2 separate regions of the Homo sapiens genome follow, and region 2 is linked to region 1. The links are chromatin contacts, found by Hi-C or POLR2A ChIA-PET in ENCODE. All regions are on one chromosome and are shown on one strand. Each heading gives the region's core, a stretch centred on a gene start or an enhancer-like site at or near the end of the contact. The rest is flanking DNA. Distances are from core to core; before and after follow the strand shown. Region 1 has its middle 92 kb from the start of CIROZ. Region 2 overlaps CIROZ (ciliated left-right organizer protein containing ZP-N domains).

Evidence for each region. Hi-C counts contacts between places; a loop is a spot of excess contacts on that map. ChIA-PET counts read pairs that join two places held with the same protein, here RNA polymerase II (POLR2A). Pooled maps may share reads with other maps.
Region 2: a loop to region 1 is called in a map of GM12878, with 4 times the contacts of the local background. The contact joins two enhancer-like sites. A Hi-C loop is called at or near these places in 2 of 168 maps with a recorded cell type or tissue (GM12878 and prostate gland) and 1 of 50 pooled maps. POLR2A ChIA-PET finds 5 or more read pairs at or near these places in 3 of 52 experiments (A673, PC-3 and activated CD4-positive, alpha-beta T cell).

Annotation. Positions count from the first base shown.
Region 1 is chr1:10,886,695-10,894,123 of GRCh38, forward strand. No RefSeq gene overlaps it. Among named protein-coding and RNA genes, the nearest start is that of CIROZ, 92 kb to the right of the region's middle. Within about 2 kb of position 4,222, at least 3 of the 41 ENCODE cell types and tissues checked have a DNase peak (open chromatin) inside an H3K27ac peak, as active enhancers do.
Region 2 is chr1:10,939,818-10,947,246 of GRCh38, forward strand. It overlaps CIROZ (ciliated left-right organizer protein containing ZP-N domains), which reads right to left. Exons shown (of 13, transcript NM_001170754.2): 13 at 6,658-6,924. Among named protein-coding and RNA genes, the nearest start is that of CIROZ, 39 kb to the right of the region's middle. RefSeq lists enhancers at 518-567, 1,799-2,364, 2,365-2,928, 5,847-6,650 and a silencer at 598-677. Within about 2 kb of position 4,779, at least 6 of the 41 ENCODE cell types and tissues checked have a DNase peak (open chromatin) inside an H3K27ac peak, as active enhancers do.

The sequences.
Region 1 (7,429 bases), core at 2,972-5,471:
AGTAAAATGTGGTATATCCATACAATGGGTTATTATTTGACAACGTAAAGGAATGAAATATTGACAATCCATGCTGTGACATGGGCAAACCTTGAAAATATTATACTTCAGTGAAAAAGCAATACACAGTGATGTATGATTGTCTGTTTCCATTTATATGAAATATCCAGAATAAGCAAATCCAAAGACAGGAAATAGACTGGTGCTTTTCTAGGACTGGATACTGAGAGGGAATGAGGAGTGACAGCTGTGGTCACAGGGCTTCTTTTAGGAGTGATGGAAATGTTCTAAAATTGGTGAGGCGATGGCTGCACAATTCTGCATATACTAAAAATCATTCAATTTCGCACTTAATTATTATTTTTGAGACAGGGTTTCATTCTCTTGCCTAGGCTAGGGTGCAGTGGTGTGATCATAGCTCACTGCAGCCTCCAACTCTTGGCCTCAAGCGATCCTCCCATCTCAGCTTCCCAAGTAGCTGGGATTACAGGCGCACACCATGACACCCAGCTAACTTCTGCATTTTCCGTAGAGACTGAGTCTTGCTATGTTGTCCAGGCTGGTCTTGAACTCCTGACCTCAAATGATCCTCCTGCCTCAGCCTCCCAAAGTGCTGGGATTACAGGCATGAGTCACTGCACCCAGCTGAATTTTACACTTTAAATTAGGTGAACTGTATGGTATGTAAATTATATCCCAATAAAGCTATTTTTAAAAAAGATAATTAAGATGTTTGCACGTGATGCTTTCCCACTGGTTAATCACAGCTGAGGGAGTGGACTCTCACCCACAGTCCAAGTACCCCTGAATGGATCTCCTTTAAAATCCGTGGTGAACAATCTACGATGAACAAAATCTTAAAAGTTTAAATATCAGGATCAGTATTCTGATTTTTCCTTTGCTCCAGGCTCCAATATGTCTCAGCTAGGCAGTTACTGATCTTGTCTGTATTTAAAATTTTGATATGTTGTTCACCACAAAAATTTTTGCATTAATTTTGCTTTTAAAAAGTATTCCATTAGGGCCGGGTGCAGTGGCTCACAGCTGTAATCCCAACACTTGGGGAGGCTGAGGCGGACGGATCACTTGAGTGCAGGAGTTCGAGACCAGCCTGGACAACATAGTGAAACCCTGTCTCTACTAAAAATACAAAAATTAGCCAGGGGCTGGGCGCGGTGGCTCATGCCTATAATCCCAGCACTTTGGGAGGCCCAGGCGGGTGGATTATTTGAGGTCAGGAGTTCTAGACCAGTCTGGCCAACATGGTGAAACCCCATCTCTACTAAAAATACAAAAAATTAGCTGGCGTTGTGGCACGCCCCTGTAGTCCCAGCTACTTGGGAGGCTGAGGTATGAGAATCACTTGAAGGCAGGAGGCAGAGGTTGCAGTGATCCGAGATGGCGTCACTGCACTTCAGCCTGGACGACAGAGTGAGACTCCATCTCAAAAAAAAAAAAAAAAAAAAAAAATTAGCCGGGCATAGTGGTGCAAGCCTATTATAAATTCCAGCTACTCGGGAGGCTGAGGTGGGAGGATCGCTTCAGCCCAGGAGATCGAGGCTGCAGTGAGCCTGGGCGACAGAGTGAGACCTTGTCTAAAATAAATAAATAAATAAATAAATAAATTGCACGAAAGTATTATTTATCTTGATTTCTGAGGGGTTTTTGGCGCCCCCTGAAGTTTTGCACTCAAGTGCCTCATTCGCGCCCTACCCAGGTCCCCGCCCAGGATCACAGGATTTGTGACCCTGGCCTTGGCCTTGTCCCTAAAACCGTCACCCGGGTCTCCCAGGCGAGAGGGGCGGGAGGCTCCAGACGCCCAGAGCCCACAGCTTCCCGCCCGGGGCGGCTGAGCGGTCCCGGGGAGAGCCCTGGAGAGAGACAGAGAAGGGGAGGCGTGGAGCGGGGCCCCCACAGCAGAAGAGGGGCAGGAGGGAGGCGAGAGGGGGCCGGAGTCTGGCCCGAGACAGAAGGGGCGGAGGGGCGCGGGGTGGACGCGGCCCGGGGGTCCCAGACGGGGCGCCCCTCCCCACCCGGCCCGCCCTGCCCCACCCCCCGGCGCGGGAGGCCCCTGCTCCGCAGTCGGCGGCGCCCGGGGGAGGGGGCGCTGTGGGGGCTCCCGGCCGCCCGCCGCCTGATGCGTATCGATCGCAGCCCGGGGTCGACGCGGGGGCACCAGCTGCCGGCGGGCGGGGCGACCGCACATTAGCGCGGCCGGGACCACTCCCCGGAACGCGGGCCGGGCAGCCCATTAGACGCCCCCGGGCGGCCGGGCGACCACTGCACGGGCGGGGCGAGGCTGGCTCCAAGCAGGCGGCCCCTGGGCGGCCGGGGCGGGCGGGCTGCGGGCGCAGCAGGGGGTGCCAGGCCTGGCTCGACGGGCGAGGCTGCAGGCCCCTCCGAATCCCCGGCACGCCCGCCCCGGCTGGCTGGCTCCCTCCGTTTCCCGAACTGCGCTCCAGCCTCCAGACCTTTGCCCGCGCTCTGCCCCCTGCCAGGGACGCTCCCCTGCCATCGCTCCTCACCAAGCCTAACCCCGCTCGTTTTCTGGCTCCCTGCTTATTAGTGGGTTCCTTGAGGAGATTGTCCTGACACCTCTGATCCAGCCGCTGGCCTTGCACTTCTTCAACCGACCCCATGAAAGCATCTAGCTCCCCGGTACCGAAGGCATAAACACAAAAGCAGCAGGAGGCAAAACCAGCACAGCTCACAGGCGCTTCTGACAGGGAGCTCCCAGTCCGATTCCCTCTTCTGATCCCTGAGAGCAGGAGAGTATTGGGCAGAATTGGGGATGAATTAGAATCTACCACTTAACAGCTGCCCGACCTTGGGCAAGTGACTTAGCTTCTCTGGGCCTCGTTCCCACATCTGCAGCTTCATCGAGGCCTGGTGGGAAAAGGTCCATGTGGATCCTAATTCCTGCCCCCAGCGGGAGACTCCCAGAAATCAGTACCCAAGCTGGGGAGGGGACTGGAAACCCCATAAGGAGAGGTGGGCTCTGCACGCACTGTGGAATCTCCAGCGGGGTGTGGGGCAGACGGGAAACAGGCCATCCTCAGGCGCTGCTAGGGGCCTAGAATGGGGAAACTCCACACAGGCAACCTGGCAATCTAATGGGAGATGGCATCTCCCATCTAAGGCCAGCACCTCCCGCTGGGCCCCGGACTCATCCCTCTCACTGCCTGGGGACAGCGCTCCAACTCCATTTCAAGCGACAGGAGCTGTCTCTGTCTTGGGCTCATCAGCCTCATTTCTCCCTTAACCCCACCTCCCCTCCACTACCATCCTATTCTCAGACTCAGAGAGCTCCGGTTCCTCTCCTCCCATCCTCTGTGTCACTAACTGCTCTAATCTAGGGTCCAGGTAGCAAAGCCCAGTCATCAGCTCGCAGCCATTGTTCTACGAGTCCCATCAGTGCACTGGACCCAGTGGTCCCTACGCCCTCCTGAACGTTCCTTATTTGGCTGTTCCTCCCCGTTTTCTTCAGCTGCTCCTTCCAGTCTCCTCTGCAGCTTCCTCTTCCTCGTCCTCACCATAAACACCCAAGCATCCTCTGACTCTTCTCCACGTGCCCCCTCCCTCCGAGATCCCCTGCGTGCCTCTACTCTTTAAACACCAAGCGTATGCCGACAATTTCTAAACTTCTATCTGTGGCTCAGTTCTCTCCCCAGAGCCCCCCGCATGTCCATAGCCTGTCTGCTCCACATCTGCACTTGGAGAAGAGGCGGAGCTGCCTCTGCTCATACAGCCCTTAGCCAGCTAGGAGAAAGTGACTTTCTAAGGCAAAAGAAACTTTCTTTAAAACTTGGCACTGCACATGATTCCATCCAACGGCGGGAAGGCTGGATGGGAGGAGGCAAAGCGCACCCGCTTGCTCCAGGCCTGGCCAGGCAGCCCAGACTGGTCCTTGCGAAGGGAGGGGGAGGGGCACTGGCTCTGGGGTTTAATCAGTAGCATCCAGCTTCAGTTCTTCTCAACAGCAATTCCATAAATCAAACTTCTTGTTAAATCTGTGGCCAGAGCATATGCATCCCGTTAGAAGCAGTGCCGGGGCTGGGGCATGGTAGTGCCCCCACAGTCACCCCCTTAGCTTGGCCTGGGTTGGCTCGGAAGCAGCTTTCCTGGGGGCAGCATCCCAGGCCAGGCACACACTCCTGCTCACCCACACCAGGCACTAAGGCAACAGTCACACTCTGACCACTCCCCCCACCACCCCTGCCCTGTAATGCAGGCTTAACAGGTTTAGACTTGGGTGGAGGTGGAAATTGGGCATCCCAAAGAGGCTGTGAGCAAGAGGAGCAGCCTCAGGGGCCGCTCTGAGTGTGACTGCAATAGAACACTGTCCTTACCTGTGTGCAGGACCTGGAAGGTAGACAGGTCTATGATCAAAATGAAACCCCCTCGGTTATGCTGCCCTGGTATCATGTACAACCTGTGCAACCTTAACTGACAGTCCTGCTAATAGGTGCCTGTATTAGTCAAGATAAGATAAATTATGCTGTTGTGACAAACAACATTAAAATCTCAGTGTCTTAGAACAACAAAGGCTTATTTCTTTCTGATGATACACGTCCAGGGCAGGTAGGCAGGGGGCTTTCCTTCATGAGTCACTCAGTAACCCAGGTTAATGGAGGTTCCACCTCAGTGCCTCCTCCTTAGGCAGCCTCAGGACAGAACCGTCGGAGTTGGAGGTGATTAAATGCCCTGACCCAGAAATCACACATATGATTCCCACCCACAACTCTCTGGCCAGAGCTAGTCTCATGGCCACATCTAACTTCAATGTGGCAAGATGTACCATCCTCCTATGCACCCAACAGAGAACAGGGTACCAAGCTCTCAGTGATATCTGCCTCAGCACCCCAAACATAACATGTTCCAACCAAATTCCTCCCAGGCTTCCCAGCTGTGCTAATGGCATCTCCCCTTCTCCAAGGCTTGGGAGTCCTGGATTCCTCTCTTTTAAAAATATCCCACAGCCAGCCGGGCACGGTGGCTCATGCCTGTAATCCCAGCATTTTGGGAGGCAGAGGCGGGTGGATCACCTGAGGTCAGGAGTTCAAGACCAGCCTGGCCAGCATGGTGAAACCCCGTCTCTACTAAAAATGCAAAAAAAAAAAAAAAAAAATAGCTGGGCGTGGTGGCACATGCCTGTGGTCCCAGCTGCTTGGGAGGCCGAGGAAGGAGAATTGCTTGAACCCGGGAGGCAGAGGTTGCAGTGAGCTGAGATTTGCCACACTCCAGCCTGGGAGACAAGAGTGAAATTCCATCTCAAAAAAAAAAAAAAAAAAAAATATATATATATCCCACAGCCAGGTGATTTGCAAACCCTGTCAACTGTATTTTCAAAATTCATCCAGAAGGAAACCACTTCTTTCCAGCCCACACTACCCGCCTGGGCCGAGCCACCATCATCCTGGACTGTCACAGCAGCCTCCGAGATTCTACCTTTGCCCTCTATGGAAAGTCTCCACTCAGCAGCCAGAGGGATCTTGTTAGACATAAGCCAGATCACATCGCCGCTCTGCTTCAAACCCTCCATGGCTCCCACTGGCACCAGAGAAAAGCCGAAGTCATCACATTGGCCCTCAGAGCCTTGCCATCTGCATCTCCTCCATTATCTCTCTGATCTCACTTCCTCCCACCTCACTTCTCACTCTACTCCAGCCCCACTGGCCTCCTTGCTGCTCCTGGGACAGTCAGGCCACTCTGCCCCAGGGCCTTTGCACTTGCAGGTGCCTCTGCCTGGAGTGCTTTCCTTTCAGATCTCAAAAGGGCTCTCTCCTTCACCTTCCTCAAGACTTGGCATGAATATCTCTTTCTTGGGGATATTCCCTGACCTTCCTATTTGAAATTGCATGCCCACTCCTATACTCTCTTTCTCTTTCTTTCTTTCTTTTTCTTTTTCTTTCTTTCTTTCTCTCTCTCTCTTTCTTTCTCTCTCTCGCTCCCTCCCTCCCTCTCTTTCCTTCTTTCTTTCTTTCTCTCTCTCTCCCTCCGTCCCTCCCCCTCTGTCTCTTTCATTCTTTCTCTCTCCCTCCCTCCCCCCTTCTTTCTTTCTTCCTTCCTTCCTTTCTCCCTCCCTCCCTTCCTCCTTTCTTTCTCTTTCTTTTTCTTTCTTTCTCCTCTCTCCCTCCCTCCCTTTCCTTCCTTCTTCTTTCTTTCTCTTTCTTTTTCTTTCTTTCTCTTTCTTTCTTTCTTTTTTTCTTCCTTCCTTCCTTCCTTCCTTTCTCCCTCCTTCCTTCCTTCTTTCCCTCCCTCCCTCCCTCCCTCCCTCCCTCCTTTCTTTCTTTCTTTCTCTTCCTTCTTTTCTCTCTTTTTTATTTTTTGAGACAGAGTCTCACTCTGTCTCCCAGGCTGGAGTGCAGTGGCACAATCTCAGCTCACTGCAACCCCCGTCTCCCAGGTTCCAGCGATTCTCACGCCTCAGCCTCCAGAGTAGCTGGGATTACAGGCATGCACTATCACACCTGGCTAATTTTTTGTATTTTTAGTAGAGATGGGGTTTCACCATGTTAGCCAGGTTGGTCTTGAACTTCTGACGTCAGGTGATCTGCTTGCCTTGGCCTCCCAAAGTGCTGGGATTACAGGCACGAGTGGCCACACCCAGTCCCCTCTACCTGCAGTAGCATTTTTTTTTTTTTTGGCCAGGAGACTTGCCACCTTTTAACAATGTTAAGATTATACTTACTGTGTTTACTGTCTGTTGCCCCAACTAGAATGTAGGGCAGAGATTTTTATCTGTTTGGTTCACTGCTATTTACCTATCATTTGTATATGTATATATACATATGGCGTAGTGGCTAAGAGCTCAGACTCTGGAACCAGACTGCTGGTTCAAGAACCAGCTTTGCTACTTTCTGTGTGATTTGGGGCAATTCACTTGACTTCTCTGACTCTCAGTTTGCTCATCTGTACAATGGGAATAAGCCAGGCACAGTGGCTCACACTTGTAATCCCAGCACATTGGGAGGCTGAGGCGAGCAGATCACTTGAGGTCAGGAGTTTGAAACCAGCCTGGCCAACATGGTGTAACCCCATCTGTACTAAAAATACAAAAATTAGCTGGGTGTGGTGGCAGGCGCCTGTAATCCCAGCTACTCGGGAGGCTGAGGCAGGAAAATCGCTTAAGCCTGGGAGGTGGAGGTTGCAGTGAGCTGAGATTGTGCCACTGCACTCCAGCCTGGGAGACAGAGTGAGACATTGTATCAAAAAAAAAAAAGAATGGTACCTACCACAGGAGTTGTAAATTTCAACAAGCTAATACATATAAACTGCCTGTATAGTACCTGGCATAGACATGCTTGGTATATGTTGGCAATTACTATTTTAAAACTTTGAACCTATAATTCTACTTCTATTCACTTATAATAAAGAAATGGTCAGAGATTGTTCTGATTATGGGCAAAGATTTACATACAGTAGTTTC
Region 2 (7,429 bases), core at 3,529-6,028, 54 kb after region 1:
CCAGGTGGTTGGAGGATACGGCTCAGGGTGTGGAGGAAGATCAGCACGCTGGTGTCTCGGCAGCAGAAACCAGCAAGAAGACCTGCATTGACCAGATCAGAGCTCAGGTGGGAAGGGGCTGGAAAGGAGTGCCCTGGCCCCCCTGGCCACATGGACAGGAGAGAGGGACTCAGGGAGGCAGGAAGGCAGAGCCCAGGAGAGGAAAGGGAGAAAGCCGAGTAGATGCATCTACCCAAGGACCCCGCGTGGAGCCTGGAAGCCACATTGCTGCCTCCCGCCCTGGGCCACCCTGTCCGCAGCTGGCTGATGTAAAACACACATGTTTTGACTGAAGCCGCTCTCCCCCCACCTCCTGAAAAACGCCAACATTAAAGGGAGCGTAGCTTTGTAAAACTGAAACTGTAAAATGCTTCTGAAACCCAGCCTGGGGGATTAAAGAAACCACATGAAAAGGGACTCGGGACGACCTGGATGCTGACTTCCTGTTCAGAAGTTCGTTCAACATGTGCCTCCCACCCGGGCCCGTAGCGTGTATGGAGGAGTGGGAGGGAGGAGGAGGGAGGAGGAAGGCCAGGGCCAGTGGAGGCTGGCGGGTGCCTCAGGGGCCTCCAGAAACCCAGAGCATGGCTAAGTCTGAGGCCTGCAACCCTAGGCCACCGCCTTCCCAGGCCTCTGACCTCCAGGGGCTCTGGGGAAAAGGGTTGATGTTGATCTTGGCCTTGGGACCCTGCCCTGTAGTAACAGAGGGGTCAGGAGAAAAAGACCGTAGGCACCCGATGCCCTACCTCCCTGCCTCTGCCAGTCTCCCCTGCTGTTCCCAGCATGGTCCTCCCTGGCCCTGGGCATTCGGAGATGTAGAATGTGCTTGGATCCCAGCTCAGCCTCCCATCCAATGGTAGTTAAGAACCTTCCCCAGCCAGGCACAGGAGCGACTGTGGGTTCAAATCCCAGCTCTGCCATTTCTTAGCTGTGGGTCCACCCAGGAATCCTAAAATACTCAACCCATATGGCTGTTCAGGGGAATGTGCTCAGCAGGGTGCCTGGCATGTAGTAAGGGCTCCAGGAATGGCAGCCACCACCAGCAACCACCCACCTTCTCCCCACGGGGAGGTCAGAGCATGCAGTGTGTGTGCAAGGATGCTAGGGCCGGATGGTGCAGCCAGCGCCCTGTGCTGCGACTAGAGGGACGAGGCAGTTCCTCCTCTGCCCCTCTCAAGACTGGGTCCAACTTTCCCCCCGGTCCCCTTCTTACTACGTGGCCTTGGCCAAGTCACCTGCCCTCTCTGGGCTCAGGGCCTGCATCCTGGGGAAAAGAGGAGAAGAGGAACTGGGTCAAAGGTCCCCTCCAGTTCAGATGTTCTAGTTTGGGGCCAGAGGATGAAAAGGAAGGAGGAAGCCTGTCTGTCCCCTATGGCTGAGGGACCCCAGCAGGTGTAATAAGTGATTTCTGGCACTACGGCTGAAGACGGGGCCCACTGTCCAGGGCTGTGTCTGGGAGAAGCCCTCTCTATGGACACTCACACCCCCCGGATCTTGCACAGGTCACACAGACACAGACAGCCATCCATCACCCACACACACCACAGGCCACTGGGTGGCCACCACCCCCCGGCTTCATCACAGCCCTCCCTCTGCTACATAAACTCCCCATGCCCTCCAGTGTCCCCCGCAATCACTTACCTAATATTAGGATATTAAAAAATATGGCAAGATTTTAAGAGACTTATTAAAATGCAATTAGCAGCGTGTACGACTTAAGCAGAGAGATTATTTTTAAAAATGACTTGATTGTGCGGAATACCACGCACCTTCCCGAGGCCGTAAACCTGCCAATCACACACGTTCTCAAACGAGGAGGTTTCCTTGCTTTCTCTTTGTCCTTCAGGCTTTTATCCTGTCCCCCTTCCCCCAGTGACCACTAAGGCTATCGTCCCCAGCCCACAAAAGCCACCCACCCACGAACACAGAGACCCCTCCAGAGGCCCCTCAGAAGGAAGCCAAGGGTTAATGAAATCCAAAGCAAACCCTGGAGAAGCTTTGAGAAAGCAGCCACGGGGTGGGCAAGGGGATGAAGAAGCCCCCTCCCACTTACTCCCACCCCCATGGTCATCTGGATCCGGGCAGAGGCTGCCACCAGGGTAAGGTTGACAAACTCTCCTTGCCATGAAGGGACAAGGGGTTGGAAGGGCTGAAGGGAGGAGGAAGAGGTCCCAGGGAGGGGGCTACTGCTGACCTTCTCCGAAGGCTGAGCCTCAGGGACCCGGGCGTCGCAGCCCCCGGCAGCGCCCACCGGACGGGCTGGAACGGTGGGTTACGCTGCCCCCTGCTGCTCGCTCTCTGAACTGCAGCTCTGCTCCCGGGACCTAGTATCGGAGCGAAGGCATTGGCATGGTCCCAGGGCCAGCCCTTCTCCAGCTGGGTGGCCCACGAGGCCCCCCGGGGTCTTCCACAGGGTTAACCTGAAGAGAAACATGCATCTGGAAATGGGGGGATCTTCTCTCTGGCCGCCACCTCCCACGCAGCCCCACCCCTGGCTGGAGGAGTTTATCAAATAATTTGCTACTGCCTGGCATGACGCTCCCCCTGGCACTTTTATTCCAACCATAAAAAGGCCATTTCATTGAGAAATAAAGCCCCATCCCCCTGACGTGTAACTCCTTTCAGAGCTCTTACTCAACTGCCAGGCAAAATTTATGTTTCCTGGATGTTAGTGCCTAAGATTGCAACTGGGAAGTGGGGAGAGGGCTGGAAGGGGGAATGCCTCTCTGGCGGGGGAACATGCATTTGCTCTCTTGGTCTAAGAAGCCCCGGAAACCCAAAGTGTCCAAGAGAGAGCCCTCCCCTTGGAATGAGGAGGCCGGGGTTTGGGCCCTCGTGCCACCATCTGCTGGTTGTGACTTTGGGCGGGCCCTGAGCCTCAGTTTCTTGCTCTGTAAAATGGGAAGAACAATTCTTTTCTCCCTGGAAGGGATGGTGCTGGGCGCAATGAACAGATGGAGGTGGCAAGTACTTGGAGGTGTATGAGAGTCAAGTGTTGTATTGTTATGGAGGCTGTGACATTCTCTGATTTAGGGGGTATCCCTCACAGATTCTCTCATGCAGCACTTCTCAACTTACACAGTGGGGCGTCAGAACCCCCTGGATGGCTTCAGTCCTGCAGCCTGCCCAGCCCCACCCCCTGAATTTCCGGATCTGTAGGTCTGGAGTGGGGCCCGATAATTTGCATTTCTCTAACAAGCACGAGGTGGGGGTGGGGGGGTGGGAAGGGCTGCTGTTCCGGGACGCTACTTTGAGAACCACTGTTCTGAGGGCTTTTCCATCTGGGATCTGGAACGGCTCAGCCTGGTTGTTGGGAAAGGAACCAGGAACAGGTGGGAGGTCATCTGTGGAGCAGGTTACAGGTGGGCTCTGGCTGCCTGCATGGGAATGAACTTCTGTCCATATCGTCCCATCTTGTCCTCCCACCTGGCTTGGCTTAATGTCTCTGGCAGCCCCCAGCCCCAGACACCAGACCTGTGAGCAGCAGAGGTGTTGGGCGGTGGGCCGGGGCTGGGCTGGGCTAGTGATAATGGACCCTCAGAAGAGAGAGGTTCTCCCCTGGCTGCATGAGAGATTCTGAACATCCCATCTGCATGGGATGGCCCAGGTGTCCTCCTGGATCAGAGGTTGCTGGGCCATTCACTCCGGTTTCCAAACAGCAAAACTGAGGCTCAGAAAGTGAACTGACTAGCTCAAGGCCACATGGCTTGTGGGGACAGATCTGGTCTCCAGACCTCCAGAAGAAAGCACTTCCCAACCACACTGCTTCTCTGGTTACATAGTAATTGGGAGGATTACAACTAAGAAACTGAATAAAAGGTATCTGGGAGGCTGGGCGTGGTGGCTCATGTCTGTAATCCCAACACTTTGGGAGGCTGAGGTGGGCAGATCACCTGAGGTCAGGAGTTCAAGACCAGCCTGGCCAACATGGCGAAAACCCATCTCTACTAAAAATACAAAAATTAGCCAGGTGTGGTGACGTGCTACTCAGGAGGCTGAGGCAGGAGAATTGCTTGAACCCAGGAGGTAGAGGTTGCAGTGAGCCAAGATTGTGCCATGGCACTCCAGCCTGGACTGCAGAGTGAGACGCCTTCTAAACAAAACAAAACAAACAAAAAAAAAACACTAGTAAGTCAGGACCTTCAACCAGGGACAAACAATGAGCCTGGATGCTGAAGGGCGTGAAAGGCTTTGTGCTCAAGAAGGAAAGCCCAAAAGAGAAACTGGACCAGCTCCAGCTGCTCTGTGTAGCAGGAGAAAAGTACAATAAATGCAACACAGCCTTTGGACTTCATGCGGAGTCGTGGGGGCATAAAAGATAAGAATCCAAGCCGCTGAGGGCGGGGAACCACTGAGTGATACCTAAGCTGTCCAAGATCTCCCGGCAGCTGCTGACCCCGAGGGAAAGAGCTGCTCCCTGCCAGACTTTCACTGATCACAGACGTGTCAGCCATAAACAACTGACTGCAAGACCTGGGAGGTCTCAGCAGGAAAACCAGCAGAGGCAACACCCGTGCGTGTCCCGGGAGCAGGCATGGGTGCCAGCCAGGTCTGCCCTGGTCACAGAAATGGGGTTGTCCCATCTGGAGGGAGAATGGGAGCCTTCCCGAGAACCCTGAGCACTTTCTAATTAAGCACGACTGCCCCGCTTTTGAGCGGGTGCAGATCGAAGCTGGGGGAAGGAAGAGAAGTAAAGTGGTTTGTTCCAGCTGCACGGAGCGCTGAGCTGGGAAGAGTGCCCAGAACAGTTAATGCCCAGACCCTCTCAGCCTTGCAAATCGCCGCCCGCCTGGGGGGTGAAGAGCCATTTATGCCAGGTAAAGGCTGGTGATTTCATTAACTCCCTTCCCTCTGTCTCGTCTCCAAGGGCGCAGGGTGGTTGTTAAACACGGGAGGACTTGGTAAAGGGTCAGCCCTTGTTTACAGGACTTTCTTGTGCATGTGTGCCCCTGGTCTACCCTGTCCCAAAGCTGGGGGGCTCTACAGGGATGGAGAAAGGGCAGGGGTGGATGGAAGTGGATGGAGGTGGAGGGGAGGAGGCAAAGAGAGACAGAGACTGATTCCTGGGAGAAACACCACGGCCAGTGTTGAGATAAAAGATGCGAGATGGGCGGATCACACGGTCAGGAGTTTGAGACCAGCCTGGCCAACATAGTGAAACCCCATCTCTACTAAAAATACAAAAATTAGCCGGGCGTGGTGGTGCACACCTGTAATCCCAGCTACCCAGGAGGCTGAGGCAGGAGAATCGATTGAACCTGGGAGGCGGAGGTTGCGGTGAGCTAAGATCAAGCTACTGCACTCCAGCCTGGGCGGCAGAGCGAGGTTCTGTCTCAAAAATAAATAAATAAATAAATAATCATAAAAAGACGTGTCACGTCTCCAACGTCACCAGGCAGCCACCTTCCCTGCGTCATCTGGACGCAGGTGTGGGAGGGGCACAAGCCCTCAAAGAGGAGACCCTTTGAGTCACCTTTCCTTTCAGTGGGGCTGCTGCTCTGTCCCTCTGACATCCACTCTCCAGCCAGCCTTTTCGAGCATCTACTCAAGGCTACTGCTTTGCTCAAAGGCCCCTGTTGGACGGCCCATCAAGGCCAAAATAAAATCTGGGCTCCTGACGGGGCCCACAAGCCCTGGAGGCCCATCCCCGCTGCACTCTCCCGCTCACACCACCAGCTTCCATGGCCTTCTCTCCATCCTTCCAGCCCTCCTCAGGGCCCTTGCTCTTCTGTCCCTCTGCCTGGATGCCACCCCCAGCTCTTTCTGCGGTTGCCTCCTTACTTCCTCAGAGGGGTCGCCCGACCTTCCCACCCAAAGCAGCTCGCAACCGGAGTTGCCTGTTTGCTCCTCTTGAGAGCAGGAAGCATTGTCTGAAATTGTCTCATGTGTTCATTGTCGGTGTCCAATCCCCCTCTCACGTACACTCTAGAACTTTCCCTCCCACACCAGGGATTTCATTCGATTCACTGAAGCCTCCCCGGGGCTGGAACAGTGCCTGGCACCACCGATGAGGCACTCCATAAACCTTTGTTGAGTGGTAGAGTCCCAGACACACACTGTGGGAAGGCAACTGGGAGGCTAGGGACCCTCCCGTATGAGCCTACGGCATCAGTGCTGGGCTCTAACCACTGACCCCACCAGCCTTTGAAGATCATCCGGCCTCTAGCCATGGGCTCCTGTGGGCCTCCTCCAGCTCAGGCCACCCAGCCCAGTGTCCAGGGTGGCAGCCAGAGACTCAGGCCTCCTCCTGCTGGCTTTCCCTCTAGGTGTCAGGCTTCCCCAGGCGTGGGGGCCGCCGTCCCAGGGCAGCGGCTGCCCGCAGGGGAACCGCCTGGTAGGGCTGGTGGGGGCTGGTCTTGGAGTCATGGCTCGGATTCGAGAAGGGAAATCATCTGAGCTTTTAAAAAATTAAATGGAGTCAGTAATTTGATTTCAGAGAGAAGCTGAAAACCTCGTAATGGCAGGAGCAGCTCAGTCTCGTGGTGAAAAGGAAAAGCCTTAAATGGGGCTATTAAGCTTTTGCCCGGGACGGATCTGCCCGGAGAGGGAGGAGGAGGGAGCGCAGAGGGGGGAGAAGTCTTCTTCGAGGTGGGGACCGTTTATCAGCCAAGACAACCCTGATTATTTATTTATTTATTTCTTGTTCCGGGCGGGCGTTGCCGACGGTCTCCTCTTCTTGGCTGCATTTCAAATCCCACTTCCAGTGATGGGTCTGCCTGGAGGTGGGCGTCTGGGGGTCCACCTTTCCAGGGAAGCACTGAGTGAGTGCTCTTCCGGCCCAGAACACTGTACCCAGCCACAGCTGGGCATCTAAGCCAGGGAGCCTGGGGACAGCTGGGTCACTGAGGGTCACTGGGGCTGTCCAAGCCAGCGGGGTACCGGCTGCTGCCATGGAACCCAGAGGAAGGGAGTTATGAGTAATGAAAACGAAGCAGTGGCATCCCATTCTCCTCCCCTGGAGTCCTTTAGAGACCTGAGGTCATGGCACCCCAAGGCCTGGGGAGGGGGTAAACACCAAGGGTTCATATCACCATCACCAACAACCCCCAGAGATGTCTGAACCATGGCTCAGGCCCTCCATGCTTTCCTAGGCCTGCAAGCATCCCCTCTGCCTGGGCCGGGAGGTGGATGGTGGAATGATCGCCGTAAGAATGGCTCTCGAGTTCTGAGTGCACTGGATGTAGTCCGGCTCCACGCCAAATGCTCTACGTTCCTTTCCCACCCAACTCTCAACAGCCCCATCGGGAGGAATGATTACCATCCCCATTTGACCCATCAGGAAACTGAGGCTCAGAGAGGTGAGTGCCTTGCCAAGGTCACACAGCCAAAGAGCAGAGGAACTGGGACTTGAACCTAGCTCCTGGCAGGCCTGGCTGCAAAGCCTGCACCT